2 separate regions of the Homo sapiens genome follow, and region 1 is linked to region 2. The links are chromatin loops, found by intact Hi-C in ENCODE. Cell type or tissue: OCI-LY7. All regions are shown on one strand.

What was found. Hi-C counts contacts between places; a loop is a spot of excess contacts. Peaks named below come from ENCODE experiments on the same cell type or tissue, not always from the same donor. Only the 100,000 strongest peaks of a DNase experiment are listed, where the experiment ranks them.
Region 1: it touches region 2 in a loop (4-fold over the local background); 2 of 110 quality-filtered maps call a loop at or near these places.

What each region holds. Positions count from the first base shown.
Region 1 is chr7:77,755,594-77,763,593 of GRCh38, forward strand. All of the region lies in intron 3 of RSBN1L (round spermatid basic protein 1 like), which reads left to right. Among named protein-coding and RNA genes, the nearest start is that of TMEM60, 39 kb to the right of the region's middle. In OCI-LY7, CTCF peaks have their summits at 3,877 (motif pointing left) and 4,084; DNase peaks (open chromatin) are centred at 3,918, 5,128 and 5,688; H3K4me3 peaks cover 1,486 bases; H3K27ac peaks cover 3,441 bases.
Region 2 is chr7:77,901,558-77,909,557 of GRCh38, forward strand. It overlaps PHTF2 (putative homeodomain transcription factor 2), which reads left to right. Exons shown (of 19, transcript NM_001395272.1): 6 at 205-363; 7 at 7,236-7,401. Among named protein-coding and RNA genes, the nearest start is that of DDX3ILA1, 85 kb to the right of the region's middle. In OCI-LY7, CTCF peaks have their summits at 2,267 and 2,468; DNase peaks (open chromatin) are centred at 2,234, 4,804, 5,394, 5,914 and 1 weaker place; H3K4me3 peaks cover 3,920 bases; H3K27ac peaks cover 6,453 bases.

The sequences.
Region 1 (8,000 bases), 150 kb before region 2:
GAGGCGGAGGTTGCAGTGAACCGAGATCGCGCCATTGCACTCTAGCTTGGGTGACAGAGTGAGACTTGTCTCAAAAACAAAACAAAAACAAAAAACAAACAACCTCTGATAAGCCCACTGAAAAAAAAAATTGTAAGTAAGCTGAACCATCTTAAGTCCTGATGCCGCTTGACCTAACTATGAAGTTTCAACCTGATAAACCCGTAATAAAGTCAAAAAATTATGAGTTGAACCTTCTGAGTTGGGGACCATCTTGACTAAGTTCACTAGGTTCAGTTCAGTAGAACCTGCTCTTGTTATGAGATGATAATGCTTTCTACAGAGCAGAGGAAAGCAGAACTGTAGAGAAAAGTTCTGTACCTGACATCTTTGTAATTCAGTAACTATCCTTCAATTCCCTTTTCTGCCTTTTATATTCTGAAAAATCTTTGATCTAGTTAAAACTAGTCCAAAAGCAGTATTCAAAAGATCTAGAAAAATGTGGGAAGACAGAGTAGAGTGAAGATGATAGAGAAAAATGGTGCAAATCTGACTTTTATTTTTTTATTTTTTTTTTGAGACAGAGTCTAGCTCTGTCATCCAGGCTGGAGTGTAGTGGCATGATCTCAGTTCACTGAAACCTCTGTCTCCCGGGTTCAAGCGGTTCTCCTGCCTCAACTTCCTGAGTAGCTGGGACTGCAGACGCGTACCACCACACCTGGCTAATTTTTTGTGTTTTCAGTAGAGATGGGGTTTCACCATGTTGCCCAGGCTGGTCTTGAACTCCTGACTTCAGGTGATCTACCTGCCTCGGCCTCCCAAAGTCTTGGGTTTACAGGCATGAGCCACCCCGGCCTGACCTTTATTTTTTAGAATATAATATAGTTTGGAAAATACATTTAGCAGCATTAAAGACATTTATAGCTGGGTGTGGTGGCTCATGCCTGTAATCCCAGCACTTTGGGAGGCTGAGCTGGGCGGATCACAAGGTCAGGAGTTCCAGACCAGCCTGGCCAATATGGTGAAACTCCGTTTCTAATAAAAAAAATACAAAAATTAGCTGGGCATGGTGGTGGGCGCCTGTAGTCCCAGCTACTCGGGAGGCTGAGGCAGGAGAATCGCTTGAATCCAGGAGGCGGAGGGTGCAGTGAGCCGAGATTGCGCCACTGTACTTCCAGCCTGGACGACAGAGTGAGACTCCGTCTCAAAAGAAAAGGAAGAAATTCATGGTAATGCCATCCTCTAGGTAATTAAGTAGCACCATTTTTAATCGATAAAAGAGTATATATAGTAATGCTATATGTGTTTTGTATTTTCTTATATAATGATAGAAGCTGCGCACTGCAGCCATTCAGTGATGTGAATGGCAGTCCCTAGGTTGTGCAACCTGATGGTACTGACCACCAATAGCTGTGGAACCCAAACCAAGTTCATGATGAATTTGTATCCTCATGAGCCTAGTTTTCTGTTTTTGTTATTGTTCTTAAATTACAATCAGGGCAACCAAAATAATTTGCTTTAAATTCTGTAGAAACTAAAAGATGACAAATTATGTAGCTGTTTCTATGATTTTTGTAGTGATAGTGTTTATCTCTGTAATAGTATCTTGTAGCTTTCACAAATACTCATTTTTACATCTGTTCAACTTTATTAAACACATATACACAACACTGACAAAGGATTAAAACATCCCTGTTCTTTTGTCTTCGGTTTTGGAATTCTTTTTACTTGTATAATTCTGTTTTCCATCTTCATCTGTATCCTTGCAGGTTGCCTGAAAGGTTTGAAGACCATGTGGTATTATATATATTTTAACAGGTCATGTCATTTCTCTAATGCTGTGGCCCTGAGGTTAGTGATATATTAGGAAACTGTATCATGAAAGTCCGTTTGAGGATAGAAACATATGCATGGACTTTTCCCAAAGTTTGTAACCTGTCCATATCTGTTAGCTTTTGCTGTATTAAATGTATAAACAAAAGCCTCAAAACTTAGTGACTTGAAAAAAGGTTTCATTTATCACAGTTCTTTGGGCTTGCTGGACAGTTCTTGTGGTCTCTGCTAACTTAGCTGGGGCTATATGGCTTCATTCTTATGTCTGATGATTGGCAGACCAGTTGGGTCTTGGGACACCTCACTTATATGGTTGGTGGTTGATGTATGTTAGCTGGGTTGATGGCCACATTTTTCTCATCATCCCACAGGTTAGCCTGGGCTCATTTGCATGGTGGTGGTTACAGGGTTCCATTGAGTAGAAAGAGGGTAAGCCCCAGTGTACAAGCTTCTGCTTGTGTTGTGTTTGCTAATGTCCCATTGACAAAGGGAAGTCACATGGTGAAACCCAGATTCGTGTGGAAAAATAGACTCCACTTCTTTTAGGTTATTTATTCATTTTACTTTAATTTTTTTTCTTGTGACAGAGTCTCACTGTACTCCAGCCTGGACGACAGAGTGAGACTCCATCTCAAAAAAAAAGAAAGAAATTCATGATAATGCTATCCTCTAGGTAATTAAGTAGCACTGTTTTTAATCGATAAAAGAGTATATATAGTAATGTTATATGTGTTTTGTATTTTCTTATATGATGGTAGAAGTTGTGAATTATATATATTTTAACAGGTCATTGTCCAGGATGGAGTGCAGTGGTGCGATCTCGGCTCACTGCAACTTCCCAGGTTCAAGTGATTCTTGTGCCTCAGTCACCCAAATAGCTGGGATTAGGCATGTGCCACCTTGGCCTCCCAAAGTGCTCGGCCTATTTAAAAAATCCTTTAAATTTTTAATATTTGTGGGTACATAGTAGATGTATATATTTATGGGGTACATAAGATGTCTTGATACAAGCATGCAATATGAAATAAGTGCATCATGGAGAATGAGGTGTCCATCTCCACAAGCATTTATCCTTTGAGTTACAAACAATCCAGTTAACAACACTCTTTTAGTTAAAATGTGCAATTATTACTGACTATAGTCACCCTGTTGTGCAGTGAAATCGTAGGCTTTATTCATTCTTTCTTTTTTTGTGTGTGCGCATTAATAGACTCCACTTCTTGATGACAGGAGTGGCAAAATCACATTGCACAGGAGTGAGCATACAGGCCTGGGAAGAATTTGGGGCCATTTGCAGTTGACCACGTTCGTTTTAGGTTTTCTAGCATCTGTATTTCATTCAAATATTCACTCAGACATTTATTGTGCTCCTGTGTTCTACCGTAGGGATAGAAAAAGGCAAATAAAATAGGAATTTTCTCTGTCAAGAAATAAATTAGATTTCTGTCTTGTCACTATGTTTAATCAGTGTACATACTCTGGAACCCTGTACTAAGAACTGTGAGAATGTGAAAACTGGAGTAGTTGTTTTCTAACCACCCTTCCTCCACTTCCAAACTCTAAATCTTATTTTTATTGTATTGTGGTTCTAAGTTATTTCTCAGGTAACTTATGTCAAAGTGTTAACTGATGATTAAAAGTCTATTATTTTAATAATGAAACTTATTAAATCTGATCTGACTGTTAGACCTGCTTCACTGTAGAGTTGGGGCAGAACACTAGCATTTGTTGAATTTGTGCTGGGGCCATTCACTGTGTTAGGCTACTAAAAGCAATTTGATGTTTCATCTTTGAAACATTGCTTGCCTTTGTACTAAATTTTCATTTTGACCAATTGTGCCTGCCCCATGCTCCCCAAATACTTAAGAACTGATCTATACAAAATATCGTGTCAGGGACCAGATGCTCTAATAATAATCAAAAAGCTTTCCCCCTTTATTTTACTAATTTTAAAATGGATAATACTTTCGTTCTTATTTTAGTTGCCGTTATATGGGTATTTTTGAAATAAAATGTTGGTTAAATATTGCCTATTTTGATTAGAAACCATCTGCCAGAAGTGATGGATAATGGCTCCCCCTTGTGGCACAGTCATTTATGACATGTTTAGATTGCCTCAGAATGTCCTGAGCAGGCCTTGTTTTTAAAAATAAGGGACTCTCCTCCCCACCCGCTAAAAAAAACCTCAGCAGAATTGAATCAACAGCTTCTGCTCCCACCCCCCTCAATTCTTTGGCTCTAATAATGATCCTGTTTTTGTATTTTCTTCACATTGGTGCTGATACAAGCTAAAAATATCTGTATCTCCATATTTATGGTGGATCACTATGAAGGTATTCTGAGGAACTTTTAATATCTTGGAATGTTGATAGGTATACTAAAACAAGTACAAAAAAAACAGGTTTTGAAGTCCAAAATAGTGTAATGCTGGACCAAATAAGTAATATTTGTTTGCAGTGAGACTCCTCAGAAACTTTAATAGCCAGTGTGCGTGGTGAGCCTCCTAAACAAGAAGGGTTTTCCAAACTTAGTGGACTGTAGAGCTCTCTCTTCAGGGAACATGTTTTGGGAAACAGCAGGTTGTTTCAAGTGAGTCGTTCTTTGGGGTTTTTTAAAAAATTACTTGTTATTACTATATTTGCCTTTTCCCCCTTGCAGCAGTTTTCGTAATTACATAAGAGAAAACAGCAATAAGTAAAAAATCTTATAGATTTGTTTTTGGCAACATATTTCCTGTTAAGAATAGGCTACTTTTTTCCCTTTGTAGCAAGCCCACCTCAGAATCCTAAAGTGTTTTTTTTAAAGATTACATTATATAAGTCGAATATTAGTTTAAACAATTATTTCATTTTATGTTAACCAAAGCTTCTCAGATTTTGGTATTGACACTTACTGGCAATGGGTACAATAGGTCTCCTACTTCTGCTTTCTTTTTTCCCTTCATAATATTTATAGAGAATATACAAGGGGAAAAGTGAAAATGTGGCCATGATGGTCATGGGGTTTTGTGGGGAGGGGGAGGAGATTTAGATTAAATATGTTATATTTCTTCTGAAGGCCACTATTTAAATATAAGCTTTTCCACAAATACATAATTATCATGCCTGTCTTTTATTGTGTTCTGACACATCTATATACCTAAATCAAGAGGAACTATATGTATAATCTTTGTAATTCAGTGCATTTCTTTTTTTAGAAAGCAAGTATATTCTATTATTATTTTTTATTTAGTTAACTTATTTTTTGAGACTGAGTTTCACTTTTATCACCCAGGCTGGAGTGCAGTGGTGCGATCTCGCTGGCTGCAACCTCCGCCTCCTGGGTTCAAGCATTCTCGTGCCTCACTCAGCCTCCTGAGTAGCTGGGATTACAGGCACCTGCCACCATGCCTGGCTAATTTTTGTATTTTTAGTAGAGACGGGGTTTTGTCATGTTGGCCAGGCTGGTATCAAACTCTTGATCTCAAATGATCCTCCCGCCTTGGCCTCCCAAAATGCTGGGATTACAGGCGTGACGCCTGGCGTATATTTTAAAGCAGTGACATGTTTTGACTTTTTTTCAGGTTAATTTTTTAACTACACCAGAAAACTGGTTTGATTAATGTTTACTGGAGTGAATAAAAGCAAATATAGTAAGCTCACATTGAGCGTCATCAGGATGTGAGGTTTTCCAGATAGGCTATTTTTTTAGTTAATGGAAACGTAGTTTTAAGTATTAAGATTTTATAAAAATATCTTCATTGCTGAACATATGCAACATAATGTCACTTTATTTTCAGTATTGGTTTGTCATTATGATACAATACTGATGCCTTAGGGCAGCTGCAGCTGTGCTTACCCTTTTTCCTTCCTTCCCCTTCTAAATATGTGGTTTCTTGTCCTTTATGATTTTAGAGAGTAGTTACGATTGTGCCTAATATAGGAACTGATAGGTAAGAAGAAGAACTTTTATGAGCCATGGTCTTTGTGACATTTACTGTGATTATTTAGAGATTCTTTTAATCCTTATCTGTTACCTCTTCCACCTCACCGCCCTTGAGTTCTTCGCAGTCTGGCATAGTCTGGATAGGTGATTTTTAGAGAAATGAGGCTTGATTTTTTTGTAATAGGTGAATTCTGCATATTTGGTATATAGTTTTGCAACAAAAGAGGTGTCACCAAAATCAAGAAGTATTTACATTTTTGTGAAAAGCGTGTGGATTTTATTCTTACATTTTATTTTAACAACTTAAGTACCATCATGTATTTTATCAAGCAGTATATACTTTTTAAATTGGAAACATTGTTGTGTGTAACTTGCCATGTTTATAACATTTAAGTTAATGGTTACAACTGATGGATTTGAAATATTGTGTTATTAAACTAGAAATTTGTATGAAATGATATATAGTTAAAGGTTATATTACAATATATTTTAAAATTTAATACTTTTACAGATTAAGATTTTGATGACTTCAATTTAATTTTTTAAATTTGGTCTAAGTTTAAATATGTTTATTCAGGTGGGTGATCATCATTTTATCTTTACTGTTGGAGAATAAAGGTTTTGGAAGATCATTGCCGTTTTGTTTTAAACATGTGAGAGCTAAGCAGTTTTTATAAAGGCCAATTTCCTAATAGGATTTATTTTTGGTTTTATTAGTGGGCAAATGGCATCTACCTGTACATTCTGGTTACAAGGGAGAGACTTATACTTTTGTTATAATAAGTTATGTGTGAAAGTGAATTTTACATATCTATATGTTTTATATGTATTTTGGCATGAGGTGGGAAGAACTAACTAAAAATTCAATTAAGATATTTAGCAATATAATCGGAGTAGAGTCTGTATTACTTTACTTTAAAAATTCAGGGTCTCTAAAAAATCCTTTGAAATAGTTATGAATTTTAATAGGACCATACTTAAAAATAATCAGCAAAAGATAAAGCCTCTTCTTAGGTAGTGCCCAAACTAGACAGAGAATGGGGGAAAAATCGGTTTTTGATTTATTCAGTCTATTATGTTAAACATTTTAATGTTTAGGTCTATACTAATTTAGACGTGTTTTGTTTTATTTTGAAATAAAAAGCATTATTTGTAAACTTGGAAATTAATGTAAATGTATAATTTGAAAGAAATGAGATGGCTAGGTCAGTAATACTTCTTCAGTCAATGAAATAATTATTCTAACCTGAAATAGCAACATCTGGTCAAAGCAAAATTAGTAAATAAAGTTCTTGAGTCATGACACAACATATGATGTGTCTGTAATATTACCACCCAAGTTTTACCCAATTTTTTCCTGTTACTCAATGATACATGTTTTTACTCACATTTAAATACATAAATTTTACTCTACAAGGACTGTGTTAACAATTGGTTCCGGTTTTCTGATTATTATATTATCTCCTACTCTCTATAATTTAATAATGTTATAGTTTTTTGGTTTTATTTCATGTATAATATGACTTTTTAAAACTACTAGATAAATTGAAAGTTTAGTTGTGCTTCGTATTTTAGAAGAATTCACTTAATGAAAATTCTTTCCTAACAGTCATCCCCTCCGCACAAGATAAACTGCCCAAATTATTTAGGTGATCATTGTTGGTACTGTGATGTCATAGAATGAACCAACTCAGTGGCAAGGACTTGATTATGGCTTTGTTAGAACTAAATGTTGTAGGTATCTAATTTAAACAAGATAAGGAAATTTATGCACAGAAAATGTACTTATTTGTATGAGGTGGAAATATATATAATTTGACTTTTTTTTTTTTTTTTTTTTGGTCTCGCTGTGTTGCTCAGGCAGATCTTGAACTCCTGGGCTCAAGTGATCCTCTTGCCTCTGCCTTCTGGGTAGCTGGGATTACAGTTTCGTGTCACCACCCCTAACTCTAATTTGACTTTTTAGATATATTTCAAAGCACTTGGAAAATTTGTGTTTTACAATATCAGTTGTTTGATTTCACTTTCTAAATGGTTATCGTCTCTCAAAACCCCTTATGGTCATTTGCAGACACAAAACTCAGAATCTCAGAATCACTTAACAGACTTGATGTGTTCTATTCTGGTAAATGTGCTAGAGTTGAGATTGATACCCTTAGCTTCTTTGATAGACTGCATTACAGAGGTGCATAGACTGAATTTCTTACTGTGCTGCTATTAATGCATCTAGAGCCTGAAGACTGTTGTAGAGTTAGGCTTTAACT
Region 2 (8,000 bases):
AAATATGTGGGAGAAATTCTGTTATTTCAAAAAATGTTTTTTTCAAAATATTTAAAGTATCTATAAATTGGACATTTCTCACTCATAGTATAATACAGAATAAAATTATGTGGTGATGTTTTTCAAACATTGAAATTTTTTTCTTTAAAGAAATTAAAGAATAATATATAAATATACTCTGTTGTCCTATTTTACTTTTTTCAGGGTCTGCATTTGCAAAGGCAAAGCCTGAAAGTCCTTGGACTTCTCTGACCAGAAAGGGAATTGTTCGAGTTGTATTTTTCCCCTTTTTCTTCCGGTGGTGGTTACAAGTAACATCAAAGGTCATCTTTTTCTGGCTTCTTGTCCTTTATCTTCTTCAAGGTATAATTAAGTGATTTTTGCTTTTACTTTTCAGAATGTTACATTGTTAGGTTTAATAAGTCTTTGTTTTAAACATATGCTAACTACTACTGAGTATGATGTATAAGTATGTTAATAAAGGCACATAATTGATTTGGTATTAAAAATATTTGAGAAAACAAAGCAGTTATTTTTCAGTATAATTTTATGAATATTTGAATCTATAGATGGCTAAAGAAAAATAGAAATCGAGAAGATTTTTTAAAATTAGAAAAAAAACCTCATCAAAATGCATCTTCCACACATACATACATACCAGTCTTTTAAAAATACAACCTATACAAGTTTATTATTCCTGCCATAGGTATAGTTTCTTTTTTCTGTGCCTTTTACCACCGTGATGTGAGCTGTCCTTATACTTTATCAAAATTCTGTATACCGTGCACTCTGCTAGGTGCTTTCTAGATTCTCATTTCATTCTCACATCAACCTGATGAAGTACAGGGACTGTTACTATGCTTCGCTTATAGACGTGGGACCTGAAAGACCTGAGTGCCCAACGCCACATAGTCATCAAGTATGGTAGAGCCCAGATTCAATTCTAAGCATTCTGATCCCAGAACCACACACTTAACCGCTCTTATGGTGCCTCCTAAAACAACATTCTAGTGCATAGTCTTAGCAGCAGTATATAACACAACATGTATAACATTGTAGAGCATTTAGAAACTAAAGAAGAAACTATTCATATTCCATCACGTGAACAAAGCCGTTATTTTCATTTGGTTCATGTCCTTTCAGTCTTTTTAATATGTGATTAAAAAAAAAAACCATGATTACAATCCTGAATGATTATTTAAATTTGTTTTATCAACAGATTCTAAGAGATACTTTTTAAATAAATGAAAATATAATAAAAACTGCAGACTGTTATTTAGATAAAGTTGTTTCTTCTAAGCCAGGTTACATCTTATATACATAAAAGGGTGTGGACTATGATAATTTTGTGGTTTGTTGTTATTAGAATGTGTGTATGTGTTTTCTGATTAAAGATATAATAATATTTTCATGGCAGGAAATTTGGAAAATGTAGAAAAAGCTAAAGAAAAAAAGAACTACCCATCATCTTGCCTTTAAATTTATAATACTTTTTAAATAGTTGAGATTATTTTATATGAACAGCTACATTTTTTTTTACCTAATGTCATAATATCAAAGTCTTTGTAAATATAACTTCTAAGTTACTAGAAAATATCTTGTCCTACTTCAATATTGGGCAGTTAAGCTGATTGCTATTTTTTGCTATTATAATTACTGCTGAAGTGATCATATTTGCTTATCAGTATTTTCTAGTTATAGTGATCATAATTTTTATCATTTTCTTGTTTTCTTCTCAAAAGGACTTAAGAGAGCTTAATTTAAGTATAGTTATCTTCAAAGGTTTTCTGGCTTACCTAGATGAGAAAACTTTATTTGAATGTGGTCAGAAATTGCAATAGTTTATTAGAGTAATTCAGTACCATTGATTGTACATCACAGTGCATTGTGCTTTTTAAGATATTGCTGCTTTCTAGTATTCCACGACAAACAAGTTTCCAATGTAACTAAAAGTTCACTGACATTGTATAATTATATTGTGTCTGAAATTTACTTACTGGTTCCTCTAAGTTAAATAGGGAACACGGGTTAGATTGGGCATTAAATGAGATATTTTTAAGTTCAGAATCCAAGTTTAATCATAAGGCCCTTATGATGAACACTAAACATTCTCCTAGTAAAGCTTAGTTAGAGAAATGACTTAACCTTCTTAAAGTCACACAGCTAGTGCCAAAGTCATGATGTGACTCTGATGACCCTCGGCAGGCTGCCATTACCTTTGAAAACCACTGTATGTCTGTCTCCATTGCAGCACCCTGTGGAAAAGCAGGGTGCTGCAGTGCTCTGAGTTATGTCCTCATTCTTGTTCGCACTTCTTGAAAGGCAGAAAGAATCAAATGCAGTCAGATTTGGTTTTATATAACTATGTATAGTTTTTTTTATTTCAATTACATGCTTTTTAAGTATCTCAGCTATGTATTCTCAGCTCTATCCCCATTTCTGCATGTCTTGGTTGCCTAGTTTCTTGCCAAGATTACTGCCAGGAAACCTCATATCATCTTCTACTTTCTGTCCATTTACCTATTAAATGACAAATTCAAACCAGCTGCTTAAGATCTAAATTTCTTCACTAGTTATCATTGCTTTCAAGATGCAATCTGAGTTTTCAAATCCCTCCTTGAATTTCTATCCCACCTTAACCAGGCTAAACTAGCTCTTTGCTGTTTCTTAAACATTCCATGCTTTTTTGCCTATGTGTCTTTGGACATGCAACTCCCTTTGCGTGGGGTAGCCCTTTTCCCTTTTGTTTAGTCAATCCTCTATGTTCTCTCAAATTTAGATTAGACATCAGACATCACTTTCTTGAAGAATCCTTTCGTAACTCCCCAATGTAGTTACATATCTTTCTTATGTATATTATAGCAGTTAATCATAAGTGTTATATTAGTCACCTTGGGCTACCATAACAAAATACCACAGATTGGGTGGCTTATACAACAAAATTTATTTTTTCACCATTCTGAGGGGTGGAAGTGCAAGAGTGAGGCAATGTCAGAGTTGGTGTCTGATGAGGCTTCTCTGACTTGTAGATGTCCACCTTCTTGCTGTGTCTTCACAGGGCCTTTCTTGTGTGTGTGAGTGGAGAGAGAGAGTACTCTGGTATCTCTGCCTCTTCATATAAAGACAAGAGTCGTATCAGTTTAAGGCCTTACACTTACGAATCTGTTTAACCTTTACTACCTCCTTATAGGCCCTGTCTCCAAACGTAGTCACATTGTGGGTTAGGGCTTCATTCAGCATATGCATTTGTGTGGGGAGGATGAAAGGAGCACAGTTTAGTTCATAACAGGTATTTTCATTGTTTCTTTATATGTCTCTTCTTTCCTGTAAACCAAGCTTGTCCAACCCATGGCCCATAGGCCACATGCAGCCCAGGATGGCTTTGAATGTGGCCCAACCCAGGTTCATAAACTTTCTTAAAACCTTATGAGATTTTTTTTAATTTTTTTAAAGCTTATCAGCTATCGTTAGTGTTAGTGTATTTTATGTGTGGCCCCAGACATTTCTTCTTGCAGTGAGGCCCAGGGAAGCCAAAAGATTGGATACCCCTGGTCTAAACCAAGGGATAGGGAGCGGAGACTGTGTCTTGTCTTTTTTTCTGCATTGCCTAATTGCCACTGAATCTTAAAGATTAACAGTCCTAAAAATGGAAGATAATATTCCATTCTATTCTATTCTGTTTTTTAGACATAGGGTTTTGCTTTGTTGCTCAGGCTGGAGTGCAGTGGTGCGATCATAGTTCACTGCAGCCTTGAACTCCCGGGCACAAACAATCCTCCAGCCTCAGCCTCCCAACTAGCTAGGACTATAGGAGCACGCCACCATGCCCAGCTAATTATTTTTATTTTTATTTTTGTAGAGATGGGGTCTTAATATGTTGCCCAGGCTGGTCTTGAACTCTTGACCTCAAGTAATCCTCCCACTTCACCCTCTTAAAGTGCTGGGATTACAGTTGTCAGCCACCACAGTTTCTCTCTGTTGCTCAGGCTGGAGTGCGGTGGTGCAGTCATGGCTCGCTGCAGCCTCAACCTCCAAGGCTCAATCATTCCTCCTACCTCTACCTCCATAGCTGGAACTACAGGCATGCACTGCCATTCCCAGCTAATTTTTGAAATTTTTTTGTAGAGGCAGGGTTTCGCCTTGTTGCCCAGGCTGGTGTCAAACTCCTGGGCTAAAGCAGTCCACCCGCCTCAGCCTGTCAGAGTGCTGGGATTACAGGTGTGAGCCATTGCATCCAGCCTACTCCTAGAGTTCCCCTTGCCCAGTACGTGAAGTCCTGCCTTTGAAATATTTGTGCCCAACAACATTCTGTCTTAGTTGATCTCCAGCAGAAATCTCTAGCAGCACTGTCTAGTTCGTAGGACTTCATTAAATGCTCAAAAAGTATAACTCAGCATTATATAAAATAAGTGAATGTTTTCTCTATATATCTTCTTTTTTTTTGAGACGGAGTCTCGCTCTGTTGCCCAGGCTGGAGTGCATGATCTCAGCATGATCTCGGTTCACTGCAACCTCCACCTCCCAGGTTCAAGCAGTTCTTCTGCCTCAGCCTCCCGAGTAGCTGGGACTACAGGCGTGTGCCACTAAGCCCAGCTAATTTTTGTATTTTTAGCAGAGATGGGGTTTCTCCATATTGGCCAGGCTGGTCTCAAACTCCTGACCTCGTGTTCTGCCGGCCTCAGCCTTCCAAAGTGCTGAGATTACAGGCAGGAGCTACCACGCCCGGCTCTCCATATATCTTCTAAACCTTAACTTGAGAGGAAAACAAAAAGGGGAAGTGATACCAGAGTTACGGAGGAAAAGCTACTGTCTCAGGAACTGAGACCATGGGAGGGACATGATCACTTTTAGAAAGATACAGTCAGAAGAAAGAAGGAAAAAGAGAGGAAGAAAGTGGCTCCTCCTCCTTTTTCTAATGCCTTGTCGTCAGAATTTCACAGTATGTAATAACTTCCTGTTAAGATATACAGAAAATATAATTTGTATGCTCCCAGCCCTAGGATTACAGAGAATGGTGATCACAGGGCTGAAAGAGTTCAGATAAATAACCAGCAACAGGTTATATAAAACCTAAAGTTTTAAAAGATGTTCTCCTTTGTGTCTGAAACTCTGAACTTCTTAAGTAAGCATTTGTACTTGCCCCTTTTAAAATTAGAGTTAATGGCACGGTGAAACCCCATCTCTACTAAAAATACAAAAAATTAGCCAAGCGTGGTGGCGGGCACCTGTAGTCCCAGCCACTCGGGAGCCTGAGGCAGGAGAATGGCGTGAACCTGGGAGGCGGAGCTTGCAGTGAGCCGAGATCGCACCACTGCACTCCAGCCTGGGCAGCAGAGCGAGACTCCGTCTCAAGAAAAATTAAGAGTTAATGGTAGCTAAAAAAAAAAAAAAAAAAGCTACTATTCACCAATGTTAAGTATACATTTACGGTGTATAAGCAGCTTTTCAAAATGTTTTACATGCACTACCTCACCTAAAACCTATTATAGTGCCTATGTACTGTATGTATGCTGTGTACTATGTAGATACACAGAAGATTAAACCAAGGCTCAAAAACATTAAAGAACTTGATAAAAGTCACATTAGAATTCATATTAAAAACAAAAAAGACTCTCTGCTTTTCAAAATTCCAGACTGTTATGGAATAACTAGAGAATTTGGGTTAAATTCCAGGGTAATTCATAACGATGATTGGCATTTTAAATTTTTTTTTCTTATTACTTACAGTTACATACAGCTGAAATTTGTTTTCATGATACTCTTTAAGTATATTAAAGTGTATTAGCAGATTAAGTGATGTTTTAAGCGTTTGGTATATTGGACCAGGATTCTTTGAGTTGCAGGTGGCAGAAACTAAATGCAAACTAGCTTTTACAAGAAGTTGGTTTTTTTGGTCGTTAATTTTACTGTTTATCATAAAAGCTAAACAAAAAAAACCCAGGAAACTAGATAGAATAGTACAACAGCTGGGGTGGCCATATGTCCCAGTTTGCCTGGGATTGTCCAACCCAAGTTTACTCATGTTGTCCTGGTGCCTTTCACTCTCAAAAGTGTCTTGGTTTAGATGGTAAATTACATGGTCACCCTAAACACCTAAATACCCATCTCTTTAACAATGATTAACGTTTTGGGATGTTTACTTAATCTGTTTTGTTAAGTAAATTATATACATTGAGACATTTTACCCCTGAATACATCAATATATGTCTCTTCAAAATAAGCACATATAACCACATTACAGTGATAACACTTAACAAAATGACCAAAAATCTTATAATATTTACATTTTATTTTAGGTACTCCTTGGCCCTGGATTCAGGCATGGCTGGATTGAGAGGCTCGGATAATATCTTCACTTCTTTTTGCTGTAGACTTTGGTCTTGCTGGTCACATTCTTAGGTTGGCTCTTTCTAGGTGGTGGCTAAGGTGGCCCCTAGCAATTTCATTTTTTCATAGTCTTTAGTGTTTGTGATCTAGGAGAAAGGTCTTGAAGCACCTATATTAGTCCCTGAAAAAGACTGATTGGCCCTGCTTAGGTCACTTGCCCATCTTTTTATAAGCTTTTGTATTCAGACTTACTAAGACTGTGACAAGCCTAGGTTACATGTCTATCCCTGAGGTGGGAGAAATAAGAATGTATGATTGATGGATAAAGGAGGGAGACGAAGGTAAAGAGAGTTTATGTCCAGAAAGTCTAAGGGATGCTGTGTAGGCAAAACAAGATTTCCCTTCATGTAGTAATAGTTAGCATTGATGGATGTTTAGTGGTTTCTCTGGAAACTATGCCTAAGTAAATTTGTTATTAATTCTAAGGAGATAGACCTCTATTAATAAGAAGCTCTTTGTATCTGTATGATACACTTATCATAAGATTTCTTTATTTGTAAAACAAAGAAATAATGTACTTGAGGTTAGGGTAGTTCTTTGATTGTCTGTGATGTTACTTAGAAATGTCCTTTGATTCATATGCATCTAATTTACGTTGCAGCGTTGAGGTGTAGTTTAGAGACTATGTTGGGTGTTGTCTTGTTCCGAGAGTTTATTACTAAATACCATGGTTAGGCTGCGGCAGACAATAAAACAGTCTGAGAGAGCTTGTCTCTATAGTAATATTTTAAACTCATTTAAATTTAGAAAAATATTTTGGCAAAAAATAATGTAAAAACAATTTTAAAAGTTTTGAAGAGGTGACTATCAGATCTATAATTAAGCATATTTTCTTTCCCTTTTTATAGTTGCTGCAATAGTATTATTCTGCTCCACTTCTAGCCCACACAGCATACCTCTGACAGAGGTGATTGGGCCGATATGGCTGATGCTGCTCCTGGGAACTGTGCATTGCCAGATTGTTTCCACAAGAACACCCAAACCTCCTCTAAGTACAGGGGGTAAAAGAAGAAGGTACTGTTTTTTAAAAAGTAATCTTTTTGTACATTTATGTAATTTGAATCTACGATTGTTCTTGACTCCTCTTACCTTCATAGACTAAAATCTTATCTTGTAAGGTTGCTGTTTCAAAAAAACACTGAGCTTCAGAATCAATTACCAGATGATTTAGTTTCCATATTTGCTTCAAGGCCATTTTAAGACCACATGCCTGTGTTTTTGTTTCTTTTTTTTTTTTTTCCTTGAAGCTCATTTATAGTCACCTAATATCAATGTAGACAATATATGTTAGCTAGATTGTTAATAATTCCTACTACTTATAAAAATCTTGTATTTCTAATAGAAGATGCTTTGGCAAAAACAAAAACCTAGAAAAAATTTCAGCTAAACTGTATTTACTAAATGCTATTTGGTTTTGTTTTGTTTTTTTTTTTGTATTTTTTTTGAGACAGGGTCTCACTGTCTCCGTCACCCAGGCTGGAGTCCAGCTCACTGTGGCCTGGACCTCCTGGGCTCAAGTGATCCTCTCACCTCATCCTCCTGAGTAGCTGGGAATACAGGTGTATGCCACCCCACCTGACTAGTTTTTTTATTTTTTATTTTTTGTAGAGATG